Regions from separate parts of the Homo sapiens genome. Here region 2 is linked to region 1. The links are chromatin contacts, found by Hi-C or POLR2A ChIA-PET in ENCODE. All regions are on one chromosome and are shown on one strand. Each heading gives the region's core, a stretch centred on a gene start or an enhancer-like site at or near the end of the contact. The rest is flanking DNA. Distances are from core to core; before and after follow the strand shown.

Evidence for each region. A loop is a pair of places that touch in the nucleus more often than their neighbours do. ChIA-PET counts read pairs that join two places held with the same protein, here RNA polymerase II (POLR2A). Pooled maps may share reads with other maps.
Region 2: a map of B cell shows a loop between it and region 1 (16-fold over the local background). The contact joins two enhancer-like sites. A Hi-C loop is called at or near these places in 4 of 168 maps with a recorded cell type or tissue (B cell, CD4-positive, alpha-beta T cell, OCI-LY7 and 1 more), 9 of 37 single-sample maps with no recorded cell type and 9 of 50 pooled maps. POLR2A ChIA-PET finds 5 or more read pairs at or near these places in 1 of 52 experiments (naive thymus-derived CD8-positive, alpha-beta T cell).

What each region holds. Positions count from the first base shown.
Region 1 is chr11:94,785,232-94,792,628 of GRCh38, reverse strand. The region is part of intron 1 of AMOTL1 (angiomotin like 1); the gene reads right to left. Among named protein-coding and RNA genes, the nearest start is that of AMOTL1, 21 kb to the right of the region's middle. RefSeq lists enhancers at 2,772-3,272, 3,273-3,773. Within about 2 kb of position 3,093, at least 5 of the 41 ENCODE cell types and tissues checked have a DNase peak (open chromatin) inside an H3K27ac peak, as active enhancers do.
Region 2 is chr11:95,130,138-95,137,534 of GRCh38, reverse strand. ENDOD1 (endonuclease domain containing 1) reads right to left here. Exons shown (of 2, transcript NM_015036.3): 2 at 4,890-7,397. Among named protein-coding and RNA genes, the nearest start is that of LNCRNA-IUR, 17 kb to the left of the region's middle. Within about 2 kb of position 2,979, at least 8 of the 41 ENCODE cell types and tissues checked have a DNase peak (open chromatin) inside an H3K27ac peak, as active enhancers do.

The DNA of each region.
Region 1 (7,397 bases), core at 1,844-4,343:
CTCAGTGCTGAAGAAAGGCTGGAGAGCAGAGCAGATGACAACAGACCCAGCAGATGGACATGCCCAGGTACCATCCACTCGTCTAAAGCCAAGAGACAACCAACCGGCTGAGCTGTCCCAGCACTGACACAGCCTGAAGGAGTCACTTTATTTATTTATTTATTATACTTTAAATTCTAGGGTACATGTGCACAACGTGCAGGTTTGTTACATATGTATACATGTGCCATGTTGGTGTGCTGCAACCATTAACTCGTCATTTACATTAGGTATATCTCCTAATGCTATCCCTCCCCCAGTCCATGTCAGTGTCAGGCCCCGGTGTGTGATGTTCCCCATCCTGTGTCCAAGTGTTCTCATTGTTCAATTCCCACCTATGAGTGAGAACATGTGGTGTTTGGTTTCCTGTCCTTGCGATAGTTTGCTCAGAATGATGGTTTCTAGCTTCACCCATATCCCTACAAAGGACATGAACTCATCCTTTTTTATGGCTGCATAGTATTCCATGGTGTATATGTGCCACATTTTCTTAATCCAGTCTATCATTGATGGACTTCTACTAGGAGTCACTTTAACTGCTAGCTTTCTCACTTGAAAGACAAGGAAACGTGACAGTAATGTGAGTCACAGAGTCTACCCCAGATTCCGGGGCCACACAACAAAAATTTAACAGAGGTCGCAGTTCCATTCTACATGTACCTAATCCTTCCCTGCCTATTTTAATTCACTGTCTTCACTGGGAACTCCTGCAACACAAATTGAGTCTACTTTCTTAGGCAAAATGCAGGGCACATGATCTAAGCGACAAGGTCAAGGATATCTGAAATGAGGAATTGGAAATAAACCTATGGCATGAGAGGGACTGCTGTTTTCTATGTCAAAAGTTCATGGCCAGGAGCGAGAGCTGGGAGAAACCACAGAAGCCTCCCAGATACCATTACCACCCAGAAAGCCCCTGCAGAGCCTGGCTCGGTACCAGGGGCTGAGCAATGGTGCCAGTTTTTAGGGGAGCCCACAGCCTGCCAAGGACCCCCCTGGCTTTACAGTTGTTCTGTGTACAGTGTAGCTGCCTGTAGGGGCTTCATAAAGACCATTCCCATACAAGCACTTCTGGACTTTGTAGGTAACTTTTAGATATCTCTTTCAAACCAGAACCTTATCTAAGAATCACCACTCACAGCTTTAGTATGCATAGGGAAAGTGGCAAAAGCAATGGAAAACAAGCTAAGGTCTGAGTAAAGGAGTCAGCTCTCTGGGGAGTCTCCCACTGGGGAGGAGAAAGTACAGTGCCTAGGGCCCTTAACCTGAAGAAAACCTAAAGATCTGTTTTTGCTGCACTCCACAAAGGATGAAATTCTAACATTCTAGTTTAAGGGTACAACATTTCTGCCTTATGTTGCCTATGACCCATTTCACCAAGAATGGCTCCTTTTTCTTAACAAAATCTGCACGTCATTTGTCAACATGAAAACTCCTTTGCTTCTCTCTCTTTGAGCATGACTGCTTTTTTGGCTTGCTTTTCTGAAGCACTGAAAACTTCCTTCCCATATGGTTTTATGCATTGCTTTCTTTGTAACAGAGGCCTTTAGCTAATGTGACTCTGAGCAAGACTATTTTCCCTACTCAAGAGTGGCAATAACAACGGCTTCATTGTTGAAGGGAAAAAAAATGAATTAAGGTGAATGAAGTGAGTTGTCTGGGGGAGGCAAGAGGAGCAACAGAAACCGTGGTGAGCCACTCCTCTGATTCACCTGCCACTGGAACTACTAATTCCCAAGGGTCAGTTCCTGAATCTGTCCACAGGCCATTAATACAACAGGCTCAAAGTCTCCATGAGGTTTAAACCCTGGAGGACGTGAAACTGTCATTCCGCTATCATACAATACACACAACTAGGAAGTCCCTTGTCCTTAAATTCCACTGCCGGCATGCCACTCCCTTACACATAATGATTTGGACTATAACTTCAGGGTGGAATTTTTGTGGTTTTCAAGGCTGTCTCTAAACAGGGCCCCCTTTAGCTGTGCATAGTCCTGCTGGTCCCCTCAGCATCCCAGCATCCTGTGAACATGTCATCCTCATTCTCCAAGTGCCACCTTCTGGCTTCACATGCACCCCTAACTACTCTAAAGTTCATCCTAGTAAATGTACCTCTTCAGTTTACCGCCTCTAGAACGCCTCTCAACACCATCCCCCATGCCCTGACTGATCTCCCTTCCCTCAACTGTCACCACACTTATGATCTGAGGCACACAAAACTTGTGGTACTTAAATTTCACCTGCCTAGTATTTTGCAGTAGTCATTTAATAGGCTGGTGTTATGGCCCTGGTGAAGTCATTACCCTTTGAAGACAGGCAGTGTACTGTGTACTTGCTAATTTCTGCAAGCATGTAGCATGTAAGACATATGCTTCTTACTACGTGCTGACTGATGGCAAGAACATGGCGGTATTCTCTGGAATGTTCTCAGTACCAAGTAAGAGTTAAAGAAAAGACAAAGATCCCTCCAAAGCCAGTCTCTATGAGAATTCCAGATAATTCCTTGTACCTTTCAGCTCCGTAAGATGAGGGGGCCCTTACTCTCCCCTATGCAGCAAATACTAGTGCTTTCAACTCTACAGGCCAGCGACCCATTCCTCAAAGAGACCACTAACTGCAGAACAACTCCCAGGTGTTATGTCACCAACGGGCAAAGCTTTCTGCCAGCTACATGTAATCCAAAACCTCCTAATGATTTAAAAACAATTTCACTGTCTAGATTACAATAACCTCCTATAACTTTATAACAGAGATTTTAACCACAGCAACAAACAATTCTGTGGCTTCTATCTTACCTTTCAAAGAGCTAAGGAATTTGCTGAGTGTGCCAGCAGCCTCAAAGTTAAATGTAAGCCATCAAGCCTTCTGATTCCGGCAGAACTCGAGGTTTTTCTAGGGAGCCGAATACTCCGCTCAAGGAGAAGGATACCCTGGAAACAATGTTTTCAAAAGGGCTGGAGAACCTATGACCAGTACCTGAAAAATAAGGGCCAGCCTGTTTAGGAGTCCTCATGTGAAACCAAGCCAGCTCATCTGGATTAGCTGATTCACAATCTTAAGGGCAGCACTGACAGGCAGCAGTGCCTCCTCCAAACACCTGCATGCAACACATGTTTTTAAAAAGGAAACAGTGCCGGGCACGGTGGCTCAAGCCTGTAATCCCAGCACTTCGGGAGGCCGAGGAGGGTGGATTACTTGAGGTCAGGAGTTCGAGACCAGCCTGGCCAACATGGTGAAACCCTGTCTCTACTAAAAATACAAAAATTAGCCAGGCATGGTGGCGGGCACCTGTAGTCTCAGCTACTCGGGAGGCTGAGGCAGGAGAATCACTTGAACCCAGGAGGCAAAGGTTGCAGTGAGCCAAGACTGCGCCACTGCACTCCAGCCTGGGTGACAGAGCTAGACTCTGTCTCAAAAAATAAAAATACAGAAATAAATAAAAAGGAAACAGTAAGCTCCACCACTAAACTAAAAGCACTCCCTGGAATATGCTTTCTCACTCTCTTTTCCCCCAAGCAACCATTACCTGAAACCCGAGGTTTGGAGTTGGGGGTTGAGGGGTGGGGTTTACAAGATTCCCAACCCCTACATGGCAGGTCTTTTGAATGGGCATCAAACTTGAATTCTAAACCCTGGACCAATCCATATGTTCCAGAAAACAAGTGAAATCAAGACCCCGACACCTATTTAACTTAGACTCTCTCTGAAAGTGGAATGTGTGTTGAATAACTTCAAACTTGTCTGAAGTTTAACTTTGTAATGCTTACTTAAAAATCTTTGAGATATTATCAATATAAACCAAAATGCAGAGCACATGCTTAACCTTTAAAGTAACAATTGAGTCCAAGAGATCACTGTGAGTGGAGCTATAAATAGCAAGAAATGAGTAAGACTGTCCTTGGCCCTTAGGATTTTACGATTTGGTTCCAGAGACCAACGTGCACACAACTACCCATTTTTATTGCAAAGTATGTTAAAGGAACATACTGCTTTGGAGTTCCATGAGTAATCATTACTACCTGTTGACTGACGGAAGGGACATAGAGCTTCAGTGACAAGGAGAAAGAGATATGTGGGCTGAAATTGAACCGGAGGGAAAATGAGGAGGATGTTAATCCACTGTGGGGTGTGGAGAAGGTGGTAGTGAGGGAAGATCGGCCCAACATGGGAAAAACAAAAGCATAGGACTGGGTTATGAAAGTGTTGTCTCTTTAAGGAATAGAGAGTTCAGCGTAGCTTAGTTATGGGTAAGGAGAAGGGGGTTAAAAGCATGAGTACATTATTTTCCTAACATGTTAGAGCTGGAAAATAAATTAGAGATTAGGTAGTTCAACTTCCAACTATTACCTACCATGTTCCCTTCCTGATAGTCACCTAAGTAAATCCTTTCAATGTTAGGGAACACTGAACTCACTGTCTAAGTCTAGGGGCAGGTTCTATCTACCTTCCATTACAGAAGCCAACCCTGTTCCAGCAGTTAGAACGACCTAGGCTCAGTCAACTGGATGTGCACTGAATCTTGAGGAAATGATGCAAGGACAAAAAGGTGTTGATAAACTACCTGCGATAGCACTATCCCCTGGAGTCCAGGAGCAGCAGCAGTCTCTATGGTGACCTCACCCTAACAAGACAAGTAGCGTATCTCTGGCTGGGTTCCCAGTGGCTATCTGCCTAGATTCCTGCCCATTTTCTGAGCCTTCCAATTAATTTGTGAGCTGCCCGATATATTTCCAATAAATTTCTCTTTTGCTTAAGTTACCCAACGTCACTTTGTGCTTCTTACAATCAAGAATCTCTGATAGACTTATTTTTTTAAGCAATTGTTCTGATTCTCATTCTAGTACAGCATTTTGTTTTGTATCTTTTTTTTTTTTTTTTTTTTTTTTTTTTTTTTTTTTTTTTGAGACGGAGTTTCGCTCTGTCGCCCAGGCTGGAGTGCAGTGGCGCGATCTCGACTCACTGCAAGCTCCGCCTCCCGGGTTCACGCCATTCTCCTGCCTCAGCCTCCCGTGTAGCTGGGACTACAGGCGCGCGCCACCATGCCCGGCTAATTTTTGTATTTTTAGTAAAGACGGGGTTTCACCGTGTTAGCCAGGATGGTCTCGATCTCCTGACCTCGTGATCCGCCCGTCTCGGCCTCCCAAAGTGTTTGTTTTGTATCTTAAGTACTACATGACTTAGCACTATCTGCCTGGAATTATAGTAACTCATGTACATTGCCCTACCTATCCTTGGCACCAACCTTGTGCAAATACCTGTGAAAAAGACTTGTAGTTCCCCGATGTCTTCTTCATCTAGAGGGCCTGTCTACCCTTACAAATCTATGAAACTTTTACTTTGGCACATACTAAATGCTAAAATATATACTAATTATGAGAAAGTCTTTTGAAGCTCTATTCTAGTGCCACTTCCTCCAGGGAGTCATCTTTCCCTCCTCCCCCCAATTTCTATATGCTACTCAGTGCTCCCCAAGCATTCTATGCATACTGATATCATAATGTATTAAATTGCCTGTGTATTTAGTTTCTTTCCCACCCCTCCCCCCTTAACTCATAAGTTTATAACAACAGAGACTGTGTCTTATTCACCTTTGTATCTCCAGTTACTAGCAGAAATAAGATCACAGCAAGTACTCAACACATATTTATTTTACCAATGAATCGTCTGCATATGTTCCTAGTACCGAAGAGTTTCTGACACATCATGTGGACTCAACAAATACATTAGCTTAATAGATATATTCAGATACATTTTAAAATAACTAGTTATAAGCATGTTCTTACTACAGAGCTTAGCTCAAAGTTAAGTTTGCCTTTTTTAAGGCCCTTCAAACTACTCAGGAAACGAAGGTAAAAGCTGTTGCGGGGAAAAAGAGAAAGCCACCTAGTGCTGAAACAGGTTAATTACAAGTGTGCTGTGATCCAATTGCACAAAGGCTTTGTACATAATGTTAGAAGTAACATCTTAAAACTTAAAGTGTAATAATAATAATAAAAAAGAAAAAAAGAAAAAAGAAAAAAGAAGTAACAACCACACAGGGATTCTGTAGCTTGAGCACAAACTCACACTTCAGAGAAAGGCGTGCTCCCCTCCTCCTCAGCCCCCACAGGCAGGTCCTGAGCCCACAGGACTGTGCCCTAAATGCGGCCCTTGCTTGGGCTTCCTCCGCAGGTCTGGGCACCGGGGCAGAGGCAGGAGTCCTCTCTTCTCACTTGCGGTAAATAAAAAAAGGAATATTCCCAGTCCCACCTCTCACACAGAGTCACCGTGAGAATGCAGTGGCAGTATCCATAATAAAAAGGCTTTCTCTACAAAAATAATTTTTAAAATTTAGCCTTTAACATAAAATCCAAAGGTCCTTAAATATCTTGACTCAAATTGTATATAGTAACATTATAATATATATTTTATGTTGATATATTTGTTGCTTAACTTATCTAAAACAAAAAGACTGAAAGTACCTGAACTCGAGATTCTTTTCCTCAGATAAGTTTTAATAAATAAACCCTATATTTAATTAAGTTACTGAAATTTAAATAATCTTTCATCATAACCTGTTTGTTTATACCTATATAGAAGTAAGTATCTCAGGACCACAGTAGTATTCTTTTGGGTGGCTCTGGCACACACTGTGGTCCCACTGAGAGTGAACAAGTATTACCAGCATGTAATACTCAATGCAGACAGTAAGTACTTAATATTTTTTGAACAAAGGAAAACAAACAGGATAGAAAGCTTTAAAATAACCCTCCAGACATGAAATGACAATATGTCTGTATAATTATGCTCTGCAAAGCTCCCTCTCTCACTCCCACTAAGAGAAAGGAGCAGTTCAGATACTTCCTGTCTGCCACGGATTCCTCCAGCTTTCCGGACCCTATTAGTGTGTATTGTTGCAGATGAGTGACACTGGGATATCTGTCAGGCAGCGGCATCCCACAGGGACTGGGACTCTCTCAAGAGGCAAGCACATTGCTTCTAATCACACTCACCCAGCTCCTAAATCAATATGCGTTCATGAATGAATTACATAATTTAAACAACCAATATCTCCAAGAAACTAAACATCCCTTAAGTAATAAAGAGTATAACCAATAAGAGCAGGAGCTACCATTTATTGAGTGCTTATTAGTGCCAGGATGTTATAAAAATCATATTATTTATCACCACTCACTCCCATTTTGTTGATAGTGATACTGAGCTCACAGAGGTTACATAATGCCCAGAGTTACAAAACCAGCCAGCAACACTGCTCCTCCAACAGAAAAGCTCTTTTGACTACACCATTCTGCCCTCCAAAGACCCCTCAATAAATGCAAACTAATTGTAAGTCTTTTTTTTCCCACCAAATTTCTTAG
Region 2 (7,397 bases), core at 1,730-4,229, 350 kb before region 1:
CATTTGATTCACAGACAGAGGTTGCAGAGCTCAGAGGTGAGTCTGAGACAGGAGATGGAAATGTGGCAGTGGTATTTCAGGGAAAGCTAACCAAGGCTGTGCAGAATTCTCTCTGCTGGTCTGAATACCACAACCTGAAATATTTTCCAGATTTGAAAGCTCAGATGTGGGCTCTGCTGAGCTTCTGGAAGCAATAAGACTCTAAGAAAGGGATTCATGCTAGGACACACAAGAGATTAAGGACAATACTACAATGAAATTTTATTAATTTACATTAAAAATAGAGCTGATATATAGACTAGAGCACTCCCATTATCATCTTATGTACATTATGTACTTAAGCTACACAGGAAGCCAAAACATAATCAAAAACCACTTGTTCAAGTTGCTTTAGTATAGCATTGCCAAGAGAGTTTGAAATCTGTATGTTCAGCGTACTTGGACCATAGAGGCAAACCAACATAGAAAGCCAGGTCATGAGCACTAGTCACAATAGCAAAGACTTGGAACCAACCCAAATGTCCAACAATGATAGACTGGATTAAGAAAATGTGGCACATATACACCATGGAATACTATGCAGCCATAAAAAAGGATGAGTTTGCATCCTTTGCAGGGGCATGGATGAAGCTGGAAACCATCATTCTCAGCAAACTATCACAAGGACAGAAAACCAAACATCGCATGTTCTCACTCATAAGTGGGAACTGAACAATGAGAACACTTGGATACAGGGCGGGGAACATCACACCCTGGGGCCTGTTGTGGGGGTGGGGGCTGGCGGAGGGATAGCATTAGGAGAAATACCTAATGTAAATGATGAGTTGATGGGTGCAGCAAACCAACATGACACATGTACACCTATGTATCAAACCTGCACATTGTGCACATGTACCCTAGAACTTAAAGTATAATAAAAAAAAAAAAAAAAAAAAGAAAGCCAGGCCATGAGCAGAAGCTTGTTTGACTGGAAAAGGATGGAAAATAAGGCATTAGATAAGTTATTGTTTAATGGCACTGAGCTAAAATAACCTTATGAATTTATTTTACAGGGCTGGGGATGTAGTCTTTGGATTTCGAAATATTTAAAGTTCAGATTGTCAAGCCTTCCTCTCTCCTGAATAGTACTCAAAAGGGCATGGTCAGTATTTGTTTCAGTGATTTTCCTCCCTCTGCCATACTATAGCTGTTCAATTCTTTTCTGCTGGAAATGTTCCTTCTGTGTATCTTATGCACTCAATTGGATGATGAAGTTAGTGGTATGGGGGAGCCAGTTCCCAGTGACTTGCACTAGCTCAGGAGCCCAGGCTGTGTACATCTCTTCCCAATGCTGCTTTCAGTGATGTCACATTGGCAGCTTGACATCAGCTGTGATGGAAATATTGACACCACAGAAATTGGCAAACATTACAAATCAGGGTGCTCTCCCCGCAAACACAGAAAGCTGGTGGTTCAACATTTACCAGCATACCACTGGTTATGAGTGCAATAGGCCCAACACGCTTGTTATTTCTTTCAGGTGTGCATTTCTACTTTGATCCATTATGGACTGATCTAATATTAGACATTTAGAGAAAAATTCTGTGGCCTGATTTCTAAGATCTTACAGGGTCTTTCACTTTGTCTCCAGCCCTTACAATAAAGGGCTCACTTGGGGTAAGGCTCCAGTTCCACAGGATGCTGGTCTAAGACAGGCACCTCCTGACTCTCAATATGGTATTCCCACCATACCTCTTACCAATCAAAACAATTACTTGTGGTCGGGCACGGTGGCTCACACCTGTAATCCCAGCACTGTGGGAGGCCGAGGCGGGCGGATCACGAGGTCAGGAGATCAAGACCATCCTGGCTAACACGGTGAAACCCCATCTCTACTAAAAATACAAAAAATTAGCCGGGCGTGGTTGCCGGTGCCTGTAGTCCCAGCTACTCGGGAGGCTGAGGCAGGAGAATGGCGTGAACCTGGGAGGCGGAGCTTGGGCGACAGAGCGAGACTCCGTCTCAAAAAAAAAATTACTTGCATGTAGAATTGTTCCCAGCTAGTAGGAAGGATTTCATAAAATCATTTACCCTAAGTTGCTAGCATTGACACAATGTGTTAACTTCTTTCAGATTATTTGTATTTTCCTAGTCTACAGGAAGCGTGCCAAGTGGTGAGATTTCTGGCAACCCTTCAGGCTACTGAGGGAGTTAAATAGAAGCCAGGGGCATTACTAACATTTCTTACTCTTAGGTTGGCCACCACCTAATGGCAACCCTGCTAATTAATTCTCTAAGTCTGGGGAGAAGAAATGCTGATGATAATAATAAAAATAACGATGTTTTCAGGATGTATCATTCCCTGTCCTTCCTGATAACATCGCAGGGAATTTCTCTGACTTTTGGTAACCTTCAGATAGGAGAGATAAGTTGAGAGAATGCAATCAGAATCTCTGTGACCCAAATATATGAAAGTACTTGTTGAAAAGCAAGGATTTATTGCCTGCAATTTGAGAAGACCCTAGAGATGGTCCCTCTCTTGTTTTGCAAATATACCAGTGATTACAACCAGAAAATGTACAGTAACTCAGAGGAGGGAAACTCAGGGCTCCTGTGTTCCAGGTGCACTCTCCCCTTTACATAAGCCTGCCACTTCCTCACTTGAGACTTCTATTCCCCTGGAAGTTTCCTTCCAGACGCAGTAAACAGAATACATCTGGATATGCCAAATCAGCAAGAATGCTGGAGAAACACACACTTGGTGCAGCCTAAACAAAGCCCAGAAGCTGCTGTCTGATGTTCTCAGGGACAGATGTCAGTGGCAGGCCTGGGCTGGCCTTGAGTGTGCAGGCTGCCAGGGGCGGTCTAGGCAGCTTCTGCCAGTTCTCAGACTCACCAGGACTGTTCACTGTCTCGCACTTGTTTCTTTTCAGGTTTTACAAGATTCATATGGTGTCTTTCATTTCAGTGCCTATTACTCATTTCAATGATTCAGCCGAGCCAGACAGCAAATGGACATGAGGTGTGTGGAGGAATCTACTGAAAACGGGATTGATTGGGTTTTAAGAAAGTAGGACTCAAGGCTGGATGAGGCAGCATTCTGAGAATCTTAAGTTCCCAAGGCATAATGTTCAACATTTACTGTCAAACCCAATTTCTGGCTAAGCCATTTATGCTTTCTGAATAAGCACTTTAATTTTCATTCACATCTACTCACCTTTAAAAAAATGGAAGTATGCACCAATTTTTAAAGAAATAGGACCAACCTTGGAAACTTATAATTATGAATCTTTATATTTTTATGATAGTTGATAGTTTACAAAGCTAGTTTCACTTGATCTTTACAAAAAACCCTATGGGGTGATATTTTTATTACCCACATTTTATTGATAAGGAATTAAATCTCACAAAGGTTTGAAGACTTTCCCAAAAGTGTCACAGGACAACTAAAACTAGTTAACCCCAAGGCCCTGTATCAGAATGATCACCTGCCTTTCCCCCACCAACCCACACTCACCAGGCACAGTGTCCAAGAGGCTCTGCCTCTTTCTCAATGCCATCTTTGGGTTGCCTCATCCTACCTGCAATGCTTACCTTCAAAGCAGATGCTGACAATGTGTTTGGATTTTGGAGGCTTGATTATGAGATAAAACTGAATAGTGCTGGACACATGTTGAGTTTCAGTTTTCTGACCCTTCTCTTTTGAGACTCCAGGTCCAACCCTCATCTGTACCTTCAGATTCATGGACACCACTGATGAGGTTCTGGCTTGCTTCATTTTCATTCATGACTTTGACTCCCAGACCACACTTTGATCCTGGTTCTTCCAGCGTTGATCTAGAAACATCCTAACCTCTAAGGCACCATCAAACCAATTTTGTCCAAGAAGTGTAAATATCATTGCCCACAATAGATCTAGCAACAATTAACATTTGCTGAGCACTTACCATGTGCCAAGCATGGTAAGTGATGAATGCTTTATGTTCATTAACTCATTTAATGCTCATAGCAACCCTTTGAGATAGGTACTCATAATTGTATAGATGAGAAAGCCGAGGTGAGTAACTTGCTGAAGATCACACAATAAGTGGGGAAGCCAGGATTTGTGCCTACATCATTTTGACTCTAGAGCGTGGGCTCTTAATCATTAGGAAGTACTGGCCTCCAGAAGTCATCTTACATCCACCTCCTCACAATGGATAATTGAGGATGACAAGTGGTTATAAGCACTTTCTTTGTTGAAATTTAAGCTTAAAAATTGATTTGGAGTTAGACATCAATCCATGACCTGGGGGAAAATACCTACAAAGAGAGACAATGGGAAGACTGAGAACCCATTAATGAAAAGCAAGCAGTCCACACTATATGGCTTGTAGTGTAACATTTGGACAAACACGTATTCTGTGGTGAGCTTAGGCAAGATGCTGCCCACACTGGGAAGGCAGCCAAGAATTACTGCCACCTCCACCCAAGAGGATCACCCTACTAAAGGCCACAGAGAGGACCAGCCCCCGTCAGAGACTGCTTGTAATTTCTCTCACTGTGGGAGCTTCCTAATGAATAAACAAACTAATAAAAGTATTTCTATAATTTTCTATGTGATTCAGATTCAGTGAAGCAGTAAGTCTTTGGTGCTTAATTATGCAAGATATCAAAAACACTTATTGTCCCAAATACTTTGCAGAGCAATAACATTAAAAAATAGTTCTAAGTCCTGTTTCACTGATCCAGACCTCTCTGTTTTTTCATGTATGATGCAAACTTTTAAAGAAATGAACAAAAGCCAGTCACTGGAAGCTGCTTGAATTAATGCGGATCAAGAAGAAAATGGCAACAATTCACAGTCCCCAAGCCTCATTTCAACTATTAGGATTCTCCCCTTTTAGATATTTTACAGAACTGCTAACGAGTTGTCAGTAATTACTTTATTGAGCATCTGCAAGGTGCACATCATTGTACATAGCTTGAAAATGTCAAATTGAGTTTTGTCACACCCTCTGTAAAGGCTTCCCTAATTTCCATGGTTTCGTGGTTTTTCTTCCTCTGTTCCAAGGAACATGTTATTAGTACCTTTACTGCAGCACTTACTTGTCCTTCATGTGTTACGATTGTACCATGTGTTCTCTCCACTAGGTTTTGAACTCCTCAAAGATGAAATCCATGCATTGTTCATCTCTGCAACCTTGATGTCCAAATACGTGTTTGACAGATGAACGAATGACTGAATAAATGAAGGATGGTTCACTTTGGTTCCTCCTCCCAACTACCTAGTCTGCATTTAGATCGAAGTGCTGATGCTGAGTGAGAAGACAACATTCAAAAGGCACAATGGAAAAGAGAAGTGTCCAAAGGCATAGCTGATCCACAGACTAGAAAATCAGCTCCATAATGAGGAAGAGGCTAATCCCAAGGCCTCAGAACATAACAGAGCCACAGCAAGATCTTTAAGCCAGAGTTGGGGTTCATAAACCCCAACCTCTACCTCAAAGCCCAGCGTAGCTCATTAGGAACAGGCCAGCAGTCCAGCCACCTGCTGTGGCTTCACGTCCAATGCAGATGGTTCTAGAGACCCACAGGCACAGCCACACTAGTAGCTCAGGGCAGTGGGTCTCAGCCACCTATCCTTACTGATACTTTTTGCTTTATTGTCCCTTTTTAGGTTTCAAAACTGGCCACCCAAGAATAAATAGACACTAAACAATTGGATGTGAAAAAGAAAGACATTCCCCAATGGTTCTCAAGAAGCCGTTTGGATGCTGTGCTCCTTACATGGTGCTAAGGGGCTCAAGCTGCCGTGGATGCCCTTTTCGGACCTTTCAGTATGCAAATATGTGCTAGGAGGGAATTAAGTTTCCATGGGATGCAGTAAGCATAATGTTGTACATGGATGGCTAATTGTTTTCATCACACATGCCAAATCCAACTGCTTTGTCAGGGCCTGGAGTCTGTTTGATGAATGAGGAAATCTTGCCATGGTCCAGAGAGGCAACTGAATAATAGCACGAACTTCCCATGTCTGACATCTCAGGTGTGATGGGACATGTGCAAACAACGTTGGCTCCTAATCTGCTCTCAGCTAGCCATGAAACTAAGGGCTAGCCTGTTGCCTCCCAGGGCCTTGGGTTCCTTATCAAATAATAGTTTGGCTGGACTGTCCCTCTGGTCACTTCTAAAATTCCTTTTCTTTATCCAGCAGGATTCTTGACCAATCAGTACCAAGTCAAACCCTCACCCTTCCATTTACCTTCACACTGCTGAAATAAAGGGACATCCAAACTTTATGCTCCCTAAGACAAGAGTTGGTAAAATACTGCTTTAAGTTTCTTAGCTAAGCCTGGTGCACATCTCCCTAGCATGGACCCATGCGGTGCTCATACTCCCTAACCTTGCATCACAAATTGATCAGGATGGCAGCTTGCTGGCTGCTGTTCTACTCTGGGTGTGCCTCCGCTATTTTTCTGCAAAATGTAACTCTTGCTACGCTCATGTTTCTCATCCATCGACCCCATGCAAATGGTTGACATATTGTTCTCTCCTTGTTGGGACCCCGAATTTTTGCATATAACTTTCTGATTGATCCTGGGCGGTAGCCCCAAGATCAGTATTTCATACTTGGCTGTTTCTACCTCTCAGCAATTCTTTAAAACATTCAGAAAAATCCAGGTGATTCCATCCCAATTGTGGGAAGCAAAGTTTGGTCCCTCTTGTTACCATTTTTTAGTGCAAGATTTAAAATGACAAGTGCTTGATCAAAAAAATTTTGAGAATGAGCTCTCACATTTAATTTGTATTAATGGGGGAGTTATGTTTGTAGCCTCAAACACACTGTAAAAATAATTTCCTAAGATATAATTATTCTTAAATATTTTATATATTTTTTTCAGAGATGGCCACAATAACTTTTATCTTTATTTTGTGGCTCTTTTCTATATAGTTGTATCAAAACAACCATTTAGGGACATAAGTCAGAGTATTTTTACTGTGCTGGGTACTTATTTCATGCATTAGAAAAATCTACTATGTTGCAGAATATGAATTTTCATGTTAGCTTAACATATAGATCTTTCAGTTCAACCTTGTCAGGCAGGGATACACGTCAAGTTAATCCAAGCTGGACAAAAGATGTCCTTGGATCTGCAGCACCTACTAAGAGCAGGGCTGTCCACCTTCTCTTCTCTTCTTTCCACCGGAGAGGACTGTATTATACCATTCAAGGGGCCCAAAAAAAAAAGAAAAGAAAACTTTGCCCTTCAATTCAAACTCTGTTATGCCACATTTGGCATAAAATGCTTACCATTACCTAAAAATGATTTTTTAAAAAATGCTTATCATTACCTAAAAGAAAAATGTAGCAAAATTCAACTTTGGAGGAAAATGAAAACTGTACATATCCTTGAGAACCACGGAAAGCTAAGAGA